Linked DNA regions of Homo sapiens: region 1 is linked to region 2. Evidence: read pairs that join two places in POLR2A ChIA-PET (ENCODE). Cell type or tissue: MCF 10A. All regions are shown on one strand. Links, peaks and the distances in the headings refer to the core of each region. The heading gives the core; the rest is flanking DNA.

Region 1 (9,002 bases), core at 4,103-6,602, 78 kb after region 2:
CTGGGTACCACCAGGGAAGAGGCAGCCGGGGACAAGGAGCCAGCAGCACACCAGGTTCTAGAGGGTGAATGGGACTTGATATGAAAGGGATGCTGGAGTGTAGACGTTTTCCTCCTATGCCTGAGCGTGTGCCCACGTGCCCGCCCTGGTGCACCTGGATGAGTGTGTGTTCGGGATGCTTTCTCTGAGCTGGATTTCACAAGCCACCACAGGGCCCACCTCACTGGGGGGCTTCCAGGGCACCGGGCCCTAGGGATGGAGCATGCCTATTTAAGATGCCAAGGCCAGTGCCAAAGAGGCCAGCCCAGTGCCACCCGGAGAGGGGACTGAGCTGGCTGGGGCCCCAGGCCTTACCCGGCCCACCCTCCCAGGCCACAGAGGAGGCATTGATGGCACAAGAGCACCGCAGCTGGCGCAGCATGGGCACTGCTGGGTCTTGGAAGGGGGAGTCGGGATGAGCCTGCAGCCTGAGCTGCTGCCAAACAGGCCCCTGAACCCAAAGGCGAGAGTGCCTATGGTCAGCCTGTGCCCTGGGCATCCTGGTCTCCAGTGCTCCTGGGCAGGCAGGGGTACCTGAGTCAGTGCCCACACACCCATCTGTGGGTGTTGGCAGGAGGTCAAGGACCCCCAGTCCACCCTCACCCCCGCTCAGACTTCTGTGACCCTTCCCCGCTGGGCAGCACCTGGGCCTCTGTGCCCGGCCCACCGTGAGGGTCTGGCCTTGCTCCTCACCCCTGGACTCCCAGTGAGCCCCTGTACTCCCACCTCTCCCCCTGATTCTCTGCTCTTCTGTGCCTTGAGCCCTTTGAGTGCCCCCCTTTTTTCTCAGCCAACTTATCTGACCAAGGCTTTACCTCCCCCTCAAGCCTCCAGGCAGGACTGTCTCCTCCATGGAGCCTCCTAGGATTGCTCCAGGCCATCTAGGTCACCAAGTATGCCCTGTGTTTTGCAGGCACCTCCAGGGGAGCTAATTCTCATGCTAGATTCAGCCTCCCCGCATGCAAAGCTCCTTAGGGGATGGAGCTGAGACCTACATTGTCCTCCCTTTCTCCTTGTAGGCACTGAATAAATGTCACAGTGGCCGGCAGACCACTCTGCCCGCTTCCCAGTTTCCCTCCAATTTTCAGGCAGGTTGTCCCCAAAGTCAGGCTCAGGTAAGTGAGGCCCTGCAACCTCCCCTGGCCTCAGCCTGGCTCCATCACATCCCACAGGGCCAAGCCCAGGTGGACACCCACATTCATACAGACATGCACCCGCATAAACACACAGTGAAAAAAGGACTCAGGCACGGGCACACTCCTACAAGCACAGATGCAGACATGCATTCATAACACACCTGCACATGCTGACACACGGGCATGTATACATGGACAAAAACAGACACAGATGTGCAGACAGACACACACAGATGCATGCTCACAGATTCACACACACACTCACGGGCACACCCTGCGCACATCAGACACAGGCATTCCTGGGACACATCAGCAGACACAGACACACATAGACCTGCTCACATACAGCACATACTCACACAGAACCCACAGGCACCCACCAGCACACACCCGGCCAGGCCTTAGATGCTGGAAGAGGAACTGCTGATCAGGGACCTGGAGCTGCTACCTCCTCCCTCGAGGAGCCCCCCAGGCCGGCAGAGGGCACTCTAGGCCCCATCCCTCCAGGCCCAGCCACTGGAGGGTTAGGGGTTGGGAGGGAGCACGTGGTCACCTCCTGCCCTCCCAAGCCAGGTCCCTTTTGTTTCACCACCCCGCCAACTCCCGGGAGGCGGCTGTGCCTGGGGACCTCCTGTGACTATGCCTGGCGACCGAGAGTCCTGCAGGACCTGCCTGGTTGAGGTTGTGCTCATCTGAGCCCCAGAGATGAGCCTGGGGGGCTGTGGAGCAGTGAGAGGACCCAGGCTCCAGGCAGGTGCCCAGCACTAGGACAGCAGCCACCACAAGGATGGAGAGCCCGCCCATCACCCATGCCTGTTCCAGGCAGGACCGTGCAGCCCCCAGAGCCCTGCGATCCTCTGCCCCTCACAGTGCAGCCCAAGGGGCCAAGGGTGCTTACCCTGTGGCCTCCCCATTGTCCCTCTGAGAGCTTGTTAATGTACTGTCCCCTGGGCGGGAGGTGGGGAGGGGCTTCCAGAATGCTGAAATGGGAGCTGAGAACCCCAATGGCAAGCCCCTCAGTGTTCCCCTTCTCTCAGTGCCCGGCTCTTCTGACCTCACCTTTCAGTACCCCTTCACCCCAACTTGGAGTCTTGGAGGTTATGCGTGGGAATCATTCAAGACACCACGTCTGCTACTTACAAGTTAAGAGTCTTGGGCGAGTGATTTAACCTCCACAACCTCAGTTTTCTCATCTGTAAAATGGGCATCTTTAGCAGTCCCTGCCTTGCAGGTGGAGCTGGGGGCAAACAAGGCAGTGCATGCAGAGCCCTGGTTTGGTGCCAGGCCATGGTGGGTGGATATTGGCTGCTTTCGCTGTGGTGATCACTGTGTGCTGAGTGCTTTCCTGGCTGAGCCTTTGGGACAATGTGTGGACCCCAGCAGGGAGTCACATAGTATGTGCTCACTAAACCCTGGTACATGAACCAGAAAGGGATGGGGCAGCCCAGGAATGCCACACTTGTGCCATCAGCCAACAGCCAGCATCAGGGAGAGCCTGGCAAGATGCCGGGCCTTGTTTTCTAAGTGGTTTGTTTCTTGGGACTTGAGTTTCTATTTGGTAGGACCACGCTCTGGACCTGGTGATGGGCCTTGGCTGAATGAGGTTCCTCCTCCTCCCCCTTCCACCAAGGAAGGACGAGACTGACCCTCCCCACCCACCAGCAACCCCCAGTCTCCTTCCCAGTTGCTCCCATAATTAGGCCCTGTGCAGTTCAAGAGGGGGTGTCTGCACTGCCTCTCCTCCCCCAGCTTCATCAGGCCAAGGGTGGGGGGTCTCCCCTCCCTCAGGGGTGTTTCTGGCCCTCCCGAGGGCAGGCAGGGAGCTGGCCAAACCTGTGGCAGGGGTGGGGATTCTGTCCACCATCGTAGGGCCCCTTGCTAGGAGGTTAGCGGTACACGCCGCTCGGCAGGGCTGCGGTGTACTTAGGTACATGGGCCGTCGTTAGTGCCGGCCTCACTGCAAGTGAATTAGCTGGTCCTCAGGGAGCAAGTGCTGAAGGCTGCAGGCTCCTGGCCCTGGCCAGTGATTTATTACCACAACCTCACCCACAGCAGAGGCCGGTGGCATCCCTGCCCCCAGCCTACTGGCCTGGCCGGCGGCCGGGAGCAGGAGGCTGGTGCCCAGAGCTGCCCTGGCTGCCCGTCCACCTGCTACTCATCGGTCTATTCATCAGGACATCCCTGCTCCCTCCCACTGTTCCGCTGCCTTCATCCACCAGGCCCACCCACACGCAGGCCTGACCCACCCTGCCAGGCTCCGTCTCCTACTCCGAGTCCCCTGGCACCTTGGGTGACCCAAGGGAGGCCCCTTTGTCCTCCTTCCCCCACCTCTGTGTCTTTCTGCCCCCCTCAACTGGAGCCCCAGGATCCACTAACTGGCGTTGATGAATAGCAGAGGTCAGCTTGTGCCAAAAAGCAGGCCCTTGGCAGCCTCTAACAAGGTTGAGGGAGTCAGCCCCTTGGTCCCAGCCACAAAAGCCCTGAGGAACCCATCCCTCTCCCTTCCATGGCCCCCAGAATGTTCACTTCCTCCAGTGGAGGCAGGTGCTCAATGCGCATGTGCTGACGGGTGCACGGACGCATAGCTACCCTTCCCCACGGCAAGTGGCTCGTGCTTCATCCACTTGCGTGGCTCACATCTGCTCCCATGTCTCCATGTCTCTGGCTTGAAAACTGGCCTACTGCGGCCACAGAGTGAAAAACGCCCATATTCTGAGGCCAAAAGACCTGAATTCCAAACCTGGCCTTGTCTGTGAGCTGTGTGATCCTGTCTCTGAGCCAAAACGTCCTCAAGGTCATGTGAGGCCAACCCCCCGCCCCCCTGCTGGCTCTGAGGCATTGATCTTGTGCAGGGAATGCAGGGCATAGAGATGCCACCCAAATGCACTGCCACCACAGCAGAACTTGGCTCAAAGTGTTTGTCCTGGGGGTCTCCTTAGCACATATGTGTGCAATTTTCCTGGTATTGTTCTATGATCCTTGATGTGTTGCTCTGTAATTGGTCTCAAATGGTTTCACCATAATAAATAATATCTACAGAGCTGTTCAGAGTCTGCAAAGTACCTTTTTTCTCATTCTATTCCCACCTTTACAAAAAGAAATAGAGTGGCGGGCCACGGTGGCTCACGCCTGCAATCCCAGCACTTTGGGAGACCAAGGCGGGTGGATCACCTGAGGTCAGGAGTTCAAGACGAGTCTGACCAACATAGTGAAACCCCGTCTCTACTAAAAATACAAAAATTAGCCAGGCGTGGTGGTGCGCACCTGTAATCCCAGCTACTCAGGAAGCTGAGGCGGGAGAATCTCTTGAACCCGGGAGGTGGAGGTTGCAGTGAGCCGAGATCATGCCATTGCACTCCAGTTTGGGCAACAGAAGGAGACTTTGTCTCAAAAAAAAAAAAAGAAGAAAAGAAGCAGAGGCTCAGAGAAGTTAAGCTGGGGCCTCCCCTGACCCCCGGGATCTGATGGTTCATGGGAGAGGCCAGCGTTGCACTCATTAGGAGGCAGGGTTTTCTCATGAGCAGGCTGTGCTTTGACGTCCCAGGTGTGGGTGCATGACTGCTCACCTGGGTGTGCAGGTGTCCAGGCTGAGAGCAGGTGAGCCCCGAAGGGGGCTTATGGAGGAGTCATGCCTGCCATGGTGGGCTGTGGGACTGGGTTAGCTCCACAATCCCTTTCTAGTGTGGGGAAAGGGATTGGACCACATGAAATGCCTCTAGTGGAACTGAGTTTCTTTTCTTTTTTTTTTTTTTTTTTGAGAGGGAGTCTCGCACTGTCCCCTGGGCTGGAGTGCAATGGTGCTATCTCCGCTCACTGCAACCTCCGCCTCCCGGGTTCACACAATTCTCCTGCTTCAGCCTCCCGAGTAGCTGGGATTACAGGCACACACCACCACACTCAGCTAATTTTTTTTTTTTTTTTGTATTTTTAGTAGAGACGGGGTTTCACTATGTTGGCCAGACTGGTCTCGAACTCCTGACATCGTGATTCACCTGCCTCAGCCTCCCAAAGTGCTGGGATTACAGGCGTGAGCCACCACACCTGGCCTTCTTTTGAGATAGAGTTTTGCTCTTGTCACCCAGGCTGGAGTGCAATGGGACGATCTCAGCTCACTGCCATCTCTGCCTCCTGGGTTCAAGTGATTCTCCTGCCTGTCTCCCTGGTAGCTGAGATTACAGGCATGCGCCACTATGCCCTGCTAATTTTTTGTATTTTTGGTAGAGACGGGGTTTTGCCATGTTGACCAGGCTTGTCTTGAACTGACCTCAGGTGATCCGCCTGCCTCAGCCTCCCAAAGTGCTGAGATTACAGACGTGAGCCACTGCGCCTGGCCCTGAGTTTCCATCACCCAGATAAGTGGCATTATTAGCTGTTTGATTGATTTGCTTATTTTGTTGCTGTTTTGGTCAGAAAACTGAGGCACCAGGGAGGTACAGTGACTTGTCCCAGAGGCGCAGTAATGTGAGAATGGGGGATGAAAACAGCAAATCCGAGTACTGGGAGGGCGGGCTCTGCCAGAGGAAAGCTGGTGGGGGCAGCGATCAGCAGGGGAGGCCCCGGGAATCTACCTAGAATTGTCCACCCTGGAGTCCTAAAGCCCAGTCTGGAGTGCAGTGGCACACTCACAGCTGCTGCAGCCTCGACCTCCTGGGCTCAGGCAAACCTCCCACCTCAACCTCCCAAGTAGTTAGGACCTCAGGTGCAACACCACACTTGGCTAATTTTTTTTTCTCTTTTTTTGAGACGGAGTTTCACACTGTTGCCCCAGCTGGAGTGCAACGGCATGATCTTGGCTCACTGCAACCTCTGCCTCCTGGGTTCACGTGATTCTCCTGCCTCAGCCTTTAGAGTAGCTGGGATTACAGGTGCACACCACGACACTCGGCTAATTTTTTGTATTTTTAGTAGAGACGGGGTTTCACTACGTTGGCCAGACTGGTCTTGAACTCCTGACCTTGTGATCTGCCCGCCTCAGTCTCCCAAAATGCTGGGATTATAGACGTAAACCACTGCGCCTGGCCGCTAATTTTTCTTTCTTTCTTTCTTTCTTTCTTTGAGATGGAAGCTCACTCTGTTGCCCAGGCTGGAGTGCAGTGGCACGATCTCAGCTCACTGCAACCTCCGCCTCCCGAGTTCAAGCAATTCTCGTGCCTCAGCCTCCCGAGTAGCTTGGATCAAGGCATCTGCTACCACACCCAGCTATTTTTGTATTTTTAGTAGAGACGGTGGTTTCACCATGTTGGCCAGGCTGGTCTCGAACTCTTGACTTCAGATGATCCACCCGCCTCAGCCTCCCAAAGTGCTGGGATTACCGGCATGAGCCACCATGCCTGGCCAAAATGACTTCTTCTTTTTTTTTTTGAGACAGTTTCGCTCTGTCACCCAGGCTGGAATGCAGTGGCGCGATCTCGGCTCACTGCAACCTCCATCTCCCGGGTTCAAGTGATTACCCTGCCTCAGCCTCCAAAGTAGCTGGGATTACAGGCATGCGCCACCACACCTGGCTAATTTTTTGTATTTTTGGTAGAGACAGGGTTTTGCCATGTTGGCCAGGCTGGTCTTGAACTCCTGGCCTCAAGGGATCTGCCCGCCTGGGCCTCCCAAAGTGCTGGGATTACAGGCGTGAGCCACCATGCCCGGCTTAATTTTTTAATTTTTTTGCGAGACAAAGTCGCCCTATGTTGCCCAGGCTGATCTCAAATTCCTGGGCTCAAGTGATCCTCCTGCTCCGGCCTCCCAAGGTACTGGAATTACAGGCATGAGCCGCTGTGCCCTGCCAAAAGTTTTTTTTTTTTTTTTTTTTTTTAATACAGAAACATACAAGGGAGAATAAAACCAACACCCACAGATCTGCAGGGACCTGCTTGGTGCCCCGGCCCCTAGGAGGGGAAAGGGTGGTTGAACGGTTGGTGGTATCATGGGCACATGCTCGCATCTGCACACGCATGCACACATCTGTGGCCACATTCAGGACATGGGATCCGTGTTCATGGTTGTACAGACATGTACATGCACACCGAGAGACTGGGCGTGGGAGTGTGGAACGGGCCTGCTACAGGGAAGAGAGGACAGGCTGGGCCAAGGCCTGGGTGTGGCCGCGCGCCTGCAGGTGCCTCTTGCCCTGCGTTCTATGCCCGCACCAGGCCTGCCCCCAGTGGCGGCTCCATGCTGTGCTTCCATCCAGGTAGGCAAGGCAGGCCCCCTCAAATACCCACCAGCGAGCAGCTGGGGCTCGGGCCCCACAGCACTGTTTCCTAGGTTTTCAGGCTTGGCTCTTTCCTGGCCTTTCCCACTGGCCCCTCTGGCCAGACTGGTCCCCTGAGCTCCAGCAGCCTGAGGCAGTACATGGGCATGGCTGCCTAAGAACAGATGAGGATGGACATGCTTCTGTGGAGAGGGGAAGTTGGCTGACACCCGTGTGGACACACAGGAAACACTCAAATTCACTCACGTTGTTCCTGGGCTGTGGGGCCCAAGGAAGTGTGTTTCTGGTGGGAGTTTGGGGTGATAGCACAGAGCTCAGTGTGTCTATGCAGCAGGGGCCAGCAAGGCCCTGGCCTGAGGCCTTGGGATGACTGAGGGCCCCCTGGGAAGGGGACTCCAGGGCAGGGGTTGGAAACTTGGGAGCAGATCTGACTTCGGAGGTAACACCACCAACTGCGCTGCCACACATTCTTGAAAAGCAACAACCATAAGCTTTGAATACCAAGAACGGGCATTATGAACACATTATAAATGGCAGGTTGCTTTGTTATTGACATGTCATGCCAGTGGAAAGGCACCGCTGTTCCCCTTTCATCCTGAAGGGCAGCGCAGCTCTCTCCCACCTTGGCCCCAACTCAGCTCTTGCCCGCCTGGCACGTCTGTAGTTTCAGGTGCTCAGCTGGATACCAAGGCTGTAAGCCCCCAGGGGAGGTGGGGTCTTAAAGGGGGTCTCCCTTCTGCATCTCACTGGCGATCTGTGACCCCCCAGGGTCAGGGCCTTCCCTAAAGAACTCCCTCTGGGAGCAAGGGGTTGCTGGGCGAGGTGGTGCGCTCCCGCCAGCCTGCCTGTGGGGTCTCTGAGGCACTGGCCTGGGCCTGGTGTTCTGAGCTCCTGCGGCCTGTTCCTCAGAGTGTGGGACCACATTTCCTTAAGGCTGAGCAGCACGATGCCAATCCCAGGGATGTTCCTGTCTGTCCCATGAGGGAAAGCCAAATCGGAACCATTTGGTGTAAATGCCATGGAGGGGCCGTGCAGAGGCGTGGCTGGTTTCTTACTCATCCTTCAGTAAGGGAGGGAATGCCATAATCTCTTGGAAAGTTCCCTCAAAGGGCCAGACAATGACACTGGGGAAATGGAAGGTGACATGGATGTGACCACATAGTCACAAAGCTATGTCCAGGCGGGGGACAGTGGGAAGGGCTTATGTCCAGGCGGGGGACAGTGGGAAGGGCTTATGTCCAGGCAGGGGACAGTGGGAAGGGCTTATGTCCAGGCGGGGGACAGTGGGAAGGGCTTCATGAGTGGGGGCAGCCACTCACGGAGCCGGGACAGGGTCAAAGCCAGGGGACAAAGCTGGGACGGGGGCAAAGCCAGGTTGGTCCCCACCTCCACCAGTTCCTTCTGGCAGCCTTGATCTCCACTTGTGTGAAATGGGGACACCTGCCTTGATTGGCGTGAGGCTCAAATGACATAACCTATGGGAAACTGCCCTGGGTATAAAAGGCTCTAGTTTGTTTAATTAATTACCATTTTAATTAATTTAGGCCTCAGTTCTAAAGTTTGTAGAAATACCTAAAGGACGCTGGGCACAGTGGCTCATGCCTGTAATCCCAGCACTTTGG
Region 2 (9,002 bases), core at 3,752-6,251:
GCCTCAACTGGAAGAAATGCCTCTCAAAAGCCCACATCTCCCTTTCTTGGGTTCACTCAATGACTGGCGAGCAGTGGCATCCTGATGAGTGACAAGGCAGGTGGAAAGATCCAGCCCTCTTGCCTCAACTCAGGACAATAATACAAGACCCACCGGGCGCAGTGGCTCACGCCTGTAATCCCAGCACTTTGGGAGGCCGAGGCGGGTGGGTCACCTGAGGTCAGGAGTTTGAGACCAGCCTGGCCAACATGGTGAAACCCCATCTCTACTAAAAATACAAAAATTAGCTGGGCGTGGTGGTGTGTGCCTGTAATCCCAGCTACTTGGGAGGCTGAGGCAGGAGAATTGCTTGAACCCAGGAGGCAGAGGTTGTAGTGAGCCGAGACTGTGCCACTGCACTCCAGCCTGGGTGACAGAGTGAGACACTGTCTCAAATTAAAAAATAATAATAATAATAATAATAAAGAGTAATACAAGACCATCCCTGCTCCAGAGCTCCCCTTGGGGTCAGCAGGGCCTTCCAAGTTCTCCCTCTGCCCCTCCTGTGCCTTCCCCCGGAGATGCTGACCCCAGGAGCACTCCCTGATGAACCTCCTGCCTGGCAGTCTCCCTCTCAGAGCTGGCTTTCTAGGAAAGCTGACCTGCCTCCACGAAGCCACGTCTCTCCTACCTGGGGCACCTGTGGGCGCCTCCCACCTCTTCAAATGCCCTGTAACAGTCATCCATTCAGCAGATCCTCACTGAAGGCCTACTATGCACCAGATGCTGTTCTGGGTGCTGACGGTAAAGCAAAATGAAGCAGACACCCCTGCCCTCATGGAGCTCAGGCCTGCAGATGAGCAGGCAAAAAGCAACCAAAAATTTAATGTGATGACGTTAAACATCATACCACAGAATGATACAACAGAGAATCTGATTGTGGCTGGGGGCACCTGCTTTAGAACAAACTTCCTCTGGGTCAAGAAGGGTCTCTCTGAGGAGCCACGTCTGAATCAGAGGCCAGTTCCTCGATAAGTTGAAAGATGAACATTAACCAGGCAAGTTCAAAGGCTCTTGGATGGGAAGGAAATTGAGGTGTTGGATTCAAGGGAACAAAAGTGAAGCTGATGACGGGAGATGAGGTGAGATGTAGGACCAGAGGGCCGGGGAGGTTGCCTCATGCTTGTAATCCCAGCACTTTGGGAAGCCAAGGAGGGCAGATCACTTGAGGTCAGGAGTTTGAGACTAGCCTGGCCAACATGGTGAAACCTCATCTCTACTAAAAATACAAAAAAAAAATTTAGCCAGGCATGGTGGCGTGTGCCTGTAGTCCCAGCTACTTGGGAGGCTGAGTCATGAGAATCACTTGAACCTGGAAGGCAGAAGTTAGAGTGGTCCGAGATCATGCCCCTGGGTGACACAGTGAGACTGTCTCAAAAAAAAGAAAAAAAGAAAAAAAGAAGCAGGACCAGAGGATGCAGGGCCTTGAGGAAGAATCTAGAAGAATCTAGCTTTTATTGTCAGTGAGGTGGGAGCGTCAGATGGTTCTAAGCAGGGCAGTCATGGAATCTTTTTTTTTTTTTTTCTTTTTGAGACAGAGTTTCGTACTTGTTGCCCAGGCTGGAGTGCAATGGCACAACCTCAGCTCACTGCAACCTCCGCCTCCTGATTCAAGCGATTCTCCTGCCTCAGCCTCCCGAGTAGCTGGGATTACAGGCATACGCCACCATGCCCGGCTAATTTGTATTTTTAGTAGAGATGGGTTTTCTCCATGTTGGTCAGGCTGGTCTCAAACTCTCAACCTCAGGTGATCCACCCGCCTCGGCCTCCCAAAGTGCTGGGATTACAGGTGTGAGCCACCGCGCCCAGCATGGAATCTTTACCTGTTTCAAGCCATCACTGGCGGTCAGACAGAAAATGAATTCATCACATGAAATACCTGCTGTTCGGCACATGAGCATTTCTGGAAGTATTTCTGGAAGTGTTCTATGGAATGGGTGTAAGGTTTTGGGTTTTGTTTTGTTTTTTTTCCCATTAGTTTTTTTTTGTTTTGGGGATGTTTTTAGAGATTGGGTCTCATGTTGCCCAGGCTGGACTCAAACTCCTGGGTTCAGATGATTCTCCCACCTCAGCCTCCCGAGTAGCTGGGACTACAGGTACGCACCACTGCACGTGGCTGAACATTAGCTTTAACCTGCATTTGTGCAATATCCTGTCTGCTGTTTAGGAGCTGGAGTCCAGCACTTGGACTTGTTTGGATCCCCAACTGCCTTGCTCTGAGTAGGTATTCAATGAACATTTGATGAGTTGATGCTTCTGTTTTAGCTATGATCTTCTGGGTTTGTTTTGTTTTGTTTTGTTTTTACACAGAATGTTGTCCAGGCTTGAGTGCAGTAGCACAACCTCGGCTCACTACAACCTCTTCGTCCCGAGTTCAAGTGATTCTCCTGCCTCAGCCTCCCGAGTAGCTGGGGCTACAGGTGCCCGCCACCATGCTGGGCTAAGTTTTTTGTATGTTTAGTAGAGACAGGCCTTCACCATGTTGGCCAGGCTGGTCTGGAACTCCTGACCTCAAGTGATCTGCCCACCTCAGCCTCCCAAAGCGCTGAGATTACAGGCGTGACCCACCTTGCTAGGCCTGATCTTCTGGTTTTGCTTCTCAAAGTGTGGTCCTCAGACCAGTATCCGCACCAGCTGGGAGCTTGTAGGAAATGGAGAATCCTAGGCCCCACCCAGGCCTACTAAATCAGAATCTGCCATTTAACAAGATCCCCAAGAAATCCTAATGAATGGTAAAGTTTAAGAAGCACTTCTAGAGGGCAGAATAACTCAAGGGCCTCCGAAAAACCCGTAACAGACAGCAGGAAGTGGGCAGGGGTTAAAAGAGAGGCAGCCCTTAAGCCCAGCTGGGATGGAAGAAGATTTTGATTGGAGGTAAGAGAAGGTACATTCCAGGCTAAGACAAGGCTGGGAAGGAGGAGGCAAGTGTGAGGGTGGAGGGCCAGTGGTCTGAAGCAGCCAGCCCCAGGGGCCAGCAAAATGAGGAGGTAGAAATTCCCAGAAAGGCAGGAGACACCAGTTGCAGTGGCTCACGCCTGTAATCCCAACACTTTGGGAGGCCGAAGCGGGTGGATCACCTGAGGTCAGGAGTTGGAGACCAGCCTGGCCAACATGGTGAAACCCAGTCTCTACTAAAATACAAAAATTAGCTGGGCATGGTGGCAGGCACCTGTAATCCCAGCTACTGGGGAGGCTGAAGCAGAAGAATTGATTGAACCCGGGAGGCGGAGCTTGCAGTGAGCTGAAATTGCACCACTGCACTCCAGCCTGGGAGACAGGGCAAGACTCAGTCTCAAAAAAAAAAAAAAAAAAAGGCAGGAGAAAGCTCTCTCAGAGAGCAGCCCCTCAGATGGCCAAACAAGACTGGGGAGTTAGGTGGTGTGAGGCTGAATTCTGGCTCTGCCTCCCCCTAGCTGAGTGACCTTGGGCAAGTTATCATACTTAACTCTCTGAGCCTCTACAAAGTGGGGATAATAATAGATGTGCCAGCTGTTGGGGGGGCAGGAAGATTAAATGAGATAACACATATAAAACGCTTGGTACAGGAGAAAGGTGGGGAGCGCTCAGTAAATGGTAACTGTGATGACGAATAAAGTGCGGGCTGGATTGGGAAGGCCAGGAGGGGGCACTGAAGGCTTTTGAGACGGGGAGTACTGCAGCCTGTGTTTTAGGGAGATAAATCCAGCGGGTGCACCAGAGACAAGGACAGGGGCATGGCCAGAGGCTGCGGGCAGATGGGAGGTTGGTGTAATAGGGGCAAGACATTGAGAGGTGCCTTGGAGCTCAGAGAGGGGGAAGCAGCTGCCCTGGGGCAGAGAGAGGCTGGGGCAGGATGGCTCTGGGCTTCTAGGCTAGGAGGTGGGCTGAGGGCAGGCAGGCTCTGGGAGAGACGTGCTGTGGGAAGTGTCTGGCTGGGGTGGGGTGGAGAGGGGGGCTTCAGGGGACAGCAGAGAGGGGAGGTCTGAGGCATGGGGAGGATCAGGACCAGAGTCAGAGAGAAAACTTTCAGCCACAGGGGTTTATGGATGCCTCAGGATAGGTGAGGCTGCTCCCAAGAAGGAGGTCCTGAGGGAGCAGGAGGTGAGCTCAGCTGCACACAGAGGACTCAGTTGGGGAGACTCCCTCAAAAGTGGCAGCCACCCTGAGTCACTAAGTCTGTGACTCACCTCTGGCAGAGAGGAGGCAGGACAAGTAACAAAGCTGGTGCTTCCTGGGATGTTATCTGTGGGCCAGTCCCTGGTTTGCAAATCCCTTCCGTGCATGAACTTATCTAAAGCCCTATGAGGTGGAGCTAGTACCGGCACTATCCCATACTGCAGATGGAGAAATTGAGGCCCTGTGCGGTGGGGGTTATTCCAGACTCTTCGGCCAGGACACAGGCATTTGGCTAAACCTAGTGTTTGTGGCAGGGTCTGTTCTGATTGGCCGATGCCTGTCCTACTGGTTAGTCAATGTTTTGAAGGTCACCCTGGTTACACAGCTGGAGGAGGCAGAATCCCAACTAACCCCTGGGGCTGGAGCCCTGGTCTGAACCAGGATCCTCTCTCCGTCTAGCGCCGCAGCGCACCTCAGGACAAGTAATGTGCGTCGAAGGGCTTTGGAAACTGCAAGGCACAGTATAAATAACAGGTTCCTTCATTCCTCCTGGGCAGGAACTTTGGCCTCAACAGTTCCTTCTTTGTTGAGGCCAAAGAAGCTGGGCCATGAGAAGGCAGAGGAAACGCTGCTGTGGGGAACCAGCATTCTCTCTGCTTACTCAACGGGGAAAGTGAGTCAGAAGGGAAGCCTCCCTGAGTGGAGCCCCATGGTCAGCCCCTGGGAGGTTCTCACGTGCCAGACGCCATCCGGCACTAACCAGGTTAGCCTGGACTTGTCCCCAGGGCCCGTCCAGGCTCTCCTGCAACTGGCCACCAGGGGGCGCCGCTCCCCCAGCCTTCCTCTTACTGAACCTACCCCCCACCACCCCCCCAACAACCTGCTCGCGAGAAACCAGGCCTTGGAAGGAGTCCCGGGGAGCAGGCACCAGAGACTTTGAAAAGTGGCAAAAACGCGGGAGATGCTGAGTGGAGGTGGGAGTTCGTCCCTGCCCCACTGGGAGGGAGAAGGGAAGGGGGGACGGAAACCTACATATACCCATTTTCAATTCCCAAACCAGCCCTGTGGAGGAGTGCCTGCTCCCATTTTACAGATGAGGAATTTGAGGCCCAAAGATGTTGGGTAAGATCAAGAGGCTAGGGACAGGCAGCGCTGCGTCATTTGCTTCCAAGGTCAGTTCCTAATGGGACCACAAGCAAATGCTAGCTCATTTGGCCCTGTTGCCTAGCGGGGTCTCCCCCCCCGCCCCCCGTTGATCCTATGTTCTGAGTCGTGGCCAACACCACAACCTATTCCCCCACTGTGTTCCAGCAACAATTCCAGCTGCCCCTTCTCCAACCTGAACTTTCTGGAAGCCTGGGCACCTGCTTCATTGTTTTCCAGGGACCCCCATCAGCCACCCATCCCACACCCTCCCCATCTGGGCAGAGCCGGGAGCCCCCTCTGCAGCCCTGTCCTGCTTGACATCCCTTCCCCACCCCAGGGACCCCGCGGGGTCAGGCTTTGCTCCTCGACACCCCACGGTAGGCAGCAGCACGAATAAACAATGGGACATTTGAACCAGGAAGAGCCTGTGGTTGAGGCCAAAACAGGCACCAAGGTTTTCTCTCAGCTCCTACCAACTCCTTTTATGGCCTCTGGGCCCAGTTCCTTCTTCATAAAAAGTCAGAACTGGAAAAGGCCTCGAGTCACTGGGTCCAACCTGAGCCAACACTTTCCTTTTCTATAGAAAAAACCCGTCGTGCTGCCTCCCCGGCTCCAGCCAGGTTTACAGCACCAGGATCTGGGCCGGCAGCGTCCTTCACCGGAGGGAAATTCTAACCCTGGGGCGGGACCTGGGCACGTCCGCCGGGGAGGCCCAGTCCCTGCACCTGTAAAATGGGGGGCGGGCCTAACCGTAGCTTCTTCAAAGGCCCCCCGCCCCCAGCTTGAGGTTCTGTATCTAGCCCCAGGGACCCGCCCTAACGAACATCTATTTCGGCCCCCTCTGTCCAACCGTTTCCTTCCCTCTGCCCTGAGAGCTGTAGGCAGCTCGCGTGTGTGGGCGCACGTGCGTGCAAGTGATCATGTGTGTGCAGGAGCCGGTGGCGGCCAGACGCAACTCGGCACAGGCGTCCGCGCCTGGCTCTGTGCGCGCCCCCGAGATGCCGGCCTCCCCTAGTCAACCAGGTGGCCGTGTGCAGCCCCGGGTGTGCTCCGCGGGTACCAGCCCGGGCCGCTCGCCCCTCGCGGCCGACAGCACGCGGTGCGCGGCATCTGGAACGTGGGAGCTTCTGGTTCCCAGTCCCGGAGACCAGCGCCCCCTCCCCGCCAGGGATTTTTTCTGCTCCGCGAGGCGCGCTCCGGGGCGGGGGCCGAGAGCAGCCCCGCCCGGGCCGGCCTGCTAGGGCGGCGAGTCTGCCGGGAGCGCGCCGCCCCCACCCAGGCGCCCCGATGGGTTTTTCCATGACTGCATCCGGCCTCGGGCCGCCTTTGTTCCCGCCGTCCCCGGCCTGCCCGCGAAGCGGCCCGCCTCTCCCTGCGCGCCTGGGATTTTCCAGGGCTCAATTGGAGCACTGGCGAGCCGCCTCCCCGCCCCCAGCCTCCCCTGCCCCGGCTGCCCCCGAGTCCTGTTTCAGGGATCCTAGCCCTCTCTCCAGACGCGCTGCTCTGTCCACTGTCCCCGCCTCCAGGACCTGCGTCCTCCCAGCCCCACATTTGTGCGCAAAGTTGACGGTCACCGGGCCCGCGCGCTTCGGCATCTCGCGAAGGCGCTGCCCGCGCCCTGAGTCCTTCCCTGGGGCTGTACGTTGGAAAGGACAGAGGTCTCCTCTGCTTCGCAGTTGCAAAAGGCTTCACGTTTTCACCAAGGGGCAGATGGGGCAGTAGGGGCCCTGGGAGGCCTGGTCCACCAAGGAGGGGGAACCCGCGCGCGCGCGCGCACGCACGTGGCCCGGCGCGCCCGGGAGACCTCCGTGTGATCACCGCGCGCAGCAGCTCCCGGGCGGAAACACCTCCCCCCTCCACGGGAAAGTGGGCTCAACCGGGGGCGGAAAGCGACACGGCTGGGGGACGACTACGTGCTCCCTTAACCCCCTTCCCGCTGTCAGTAAGGAAGTGGAGATAAACCGAAGAGAGGCCTTGGAGAAAGGAGCAGGGCGGGGTGAGGGAGTTGTGGGGGGATTATTTGAGAGTGAGGTCAAGCTCAAGAGCCCCAGGACCCTCTCAGATCCCCCGTGCCCGTGGGAACTGCGCGTCCGCCACCGATCCTGCCCGCGCCGGGTTGAGTTCAGTTTGTGTCTCCGCGCGCTGCGACTTTGCGCGCCTGGGGGCCTCCCAGCTATTGCCTGGCTATGCTGGCGGGAAAAGTGTAAGAAACGCTGTTTGCCCTGCAGGAGAAGCCAGATACGCATGGGGTGCTTCAGGCTGGGGAAAGGTGCCTGCCTCTGTGGGGTTTTTGGAATCCCAGGTGGCGCCCTTCCTACAGCCCGGCAGAAGGCAGCCATGCCTTCAGGTGGGGAAAGATCTGGAGGTGCGGGTGGGAGGAGGACGAAGCAGGAGGGACACCCGGATCCGCAAAGGGTCAGAGACCCAGAGCTGTCTTGCTGTGCCAAGTGAGAGGGAATGCCCCGTCGGCAGCTTTGAGCGCCAGCTCCCTGGCCTAACCAGTCATGAGGGAACGGGCAGGCTGCTCTGGAAGGGCCCTTCCTCCAGGTGTCCTCTTGATCAGCTTTGCCTGCTCTTTAAGGTGTCCCTGTGTCTCGGCCGCCTCCCCTCTCGACCCTCTTTTTTGCTCTCAGAGGCAGCACACCAGTCCCCATCCCCAACCATCCCAGGATGAGAATGTCTTGGTCCTGGCCGGGCGCGGTGGCTCACGCCTGTAATCCCAGTACTTTGGGAGGCCGAGACGGGCGGACCACGAGGTCAGGAGTTGGAGACCAGTCTGGCCAACATAGTGAAACCCCGTCTTTACTAAAAATGCAAAAAATTAGCCGGGTGTGGTGGTGTGCGCCTGTAATCCCAGCTACTCGGGAGGCTGAGGCAGGAGAATCGCGTGAACCCGGGAGGCAGAGGTTACAGTGAGCCGAGATCGTGCCATTGCACTCCACCCTGGGTGACAGTGCGAGACTCCGTCTCTAAATAAATAAAATAGGGCCAGGCGCGGTGGCTCACGCCTGTAATCCCAGCACTTTGGGAGGCCGAGGCGGGCAGATCACCTGAGGTTGGGAGTTCAAGACTAGCCTGACCAACATGGAGAAACCCCGTTTCTACTAAAAATACAAAATTAGCCGGGTGTGGTGGCACATGCTTGTAATCCCAGCTACTTGGCAGGAGAATCGCTTGAACCCTGGAGGCAGAGGTTGCAGTGAGCCGAGATCGCGCCATTGCACTCCAACCTGGGCAACAAGAGCGAAACTCCCTCTAAAAAAAAAATTAATTAATTAAAGGAATTAAAAAAAATAAAGCCTTGATCCCACACCTGGGTTCCCTGCTGCTCACAGGATAACTCAGATGCCCTTTGCCCTTGTAGAATTGGTGGGAGATTCCAGGAGCAGAGGCACAGCCCCTGGCTGGGGCCCAGCCCTGCCATAAGGGGAACTTTAACCGAGATACCTGCTTCCCTCCTCCATCAGTCCCCTCAACGCCATAGCAACAGAGGCCTTCAAGGTGCACAACTCCTCACCTAGTATGCTAACTGATATTGACTAGACCGATCAGACAAGCAGGCCCTCCTTAGACTCACCTAAAAATATTGGGGTGAGCAGGATGCCATCCAGTTCCCAAAATGATAGCACTCTGGCATCTCCTTTCTTCTTCCCTCACCTTGCACAGAGGAGTAAGTCATGTTTAAGATCTAGTCAATTCCGGTGGTGCCAATAGTAATGGTG

What was found. ChIA-PET counts read pairs that join two places held together with the same protein. Peaks named below come from ENCODE experiments on the same cell type or tissue, not always from the same donor. Only the 100,000 strongest peaks of a DNase experiment are listed, where the experiment ranks them.
Region 1: POLR2A ChIA-PET joins it to region 2 with 5 read pairs; 30 of 35 experiments call an interaction of 5 or more read pairs at or near these places.

What each region holds. Positions count from the first base shown.
Region 1 is chr2:231,685,738-231,694,739 of GRCh38, forward strand. No RefSeq gene overlaps it. Among named protein-coding and RNA genes, the nearest start is that of PTMA, 18 kb to the right of the region's middle. RefSeq lists enhancers at 298-1,023, 1,721-1,880, 1,750-2,474. In MCF 10A, for the core only: no CTCF peak of the experiment used is centred there; no DNase peak of the experiment used is centred there.
Region 2 is chr2:231,607,778-231,616,779 of GRCh38, forward strand. LOC105373928 (a long non-coding RNA gene) reads left to right here and starts at 3,989. Exons shown (of 2, transcript XR_923987.2): 1 at 3,989-5,108; 2 at 5,195-5,808. RefSeq lists enhancers at 4,512-4,761, 4,655-5,301, 5,302-5,947, 5,432-5,521, 5,532-5,581 and 4 more and a silencer at 6,412-6,791. In MCF 10A, for the core only: a CTCF peak has its summit at 4,937 (motif pointing right); DNase peaks (open chromatin) are centred at 4,204, 4,524, 4,904 and 6,164.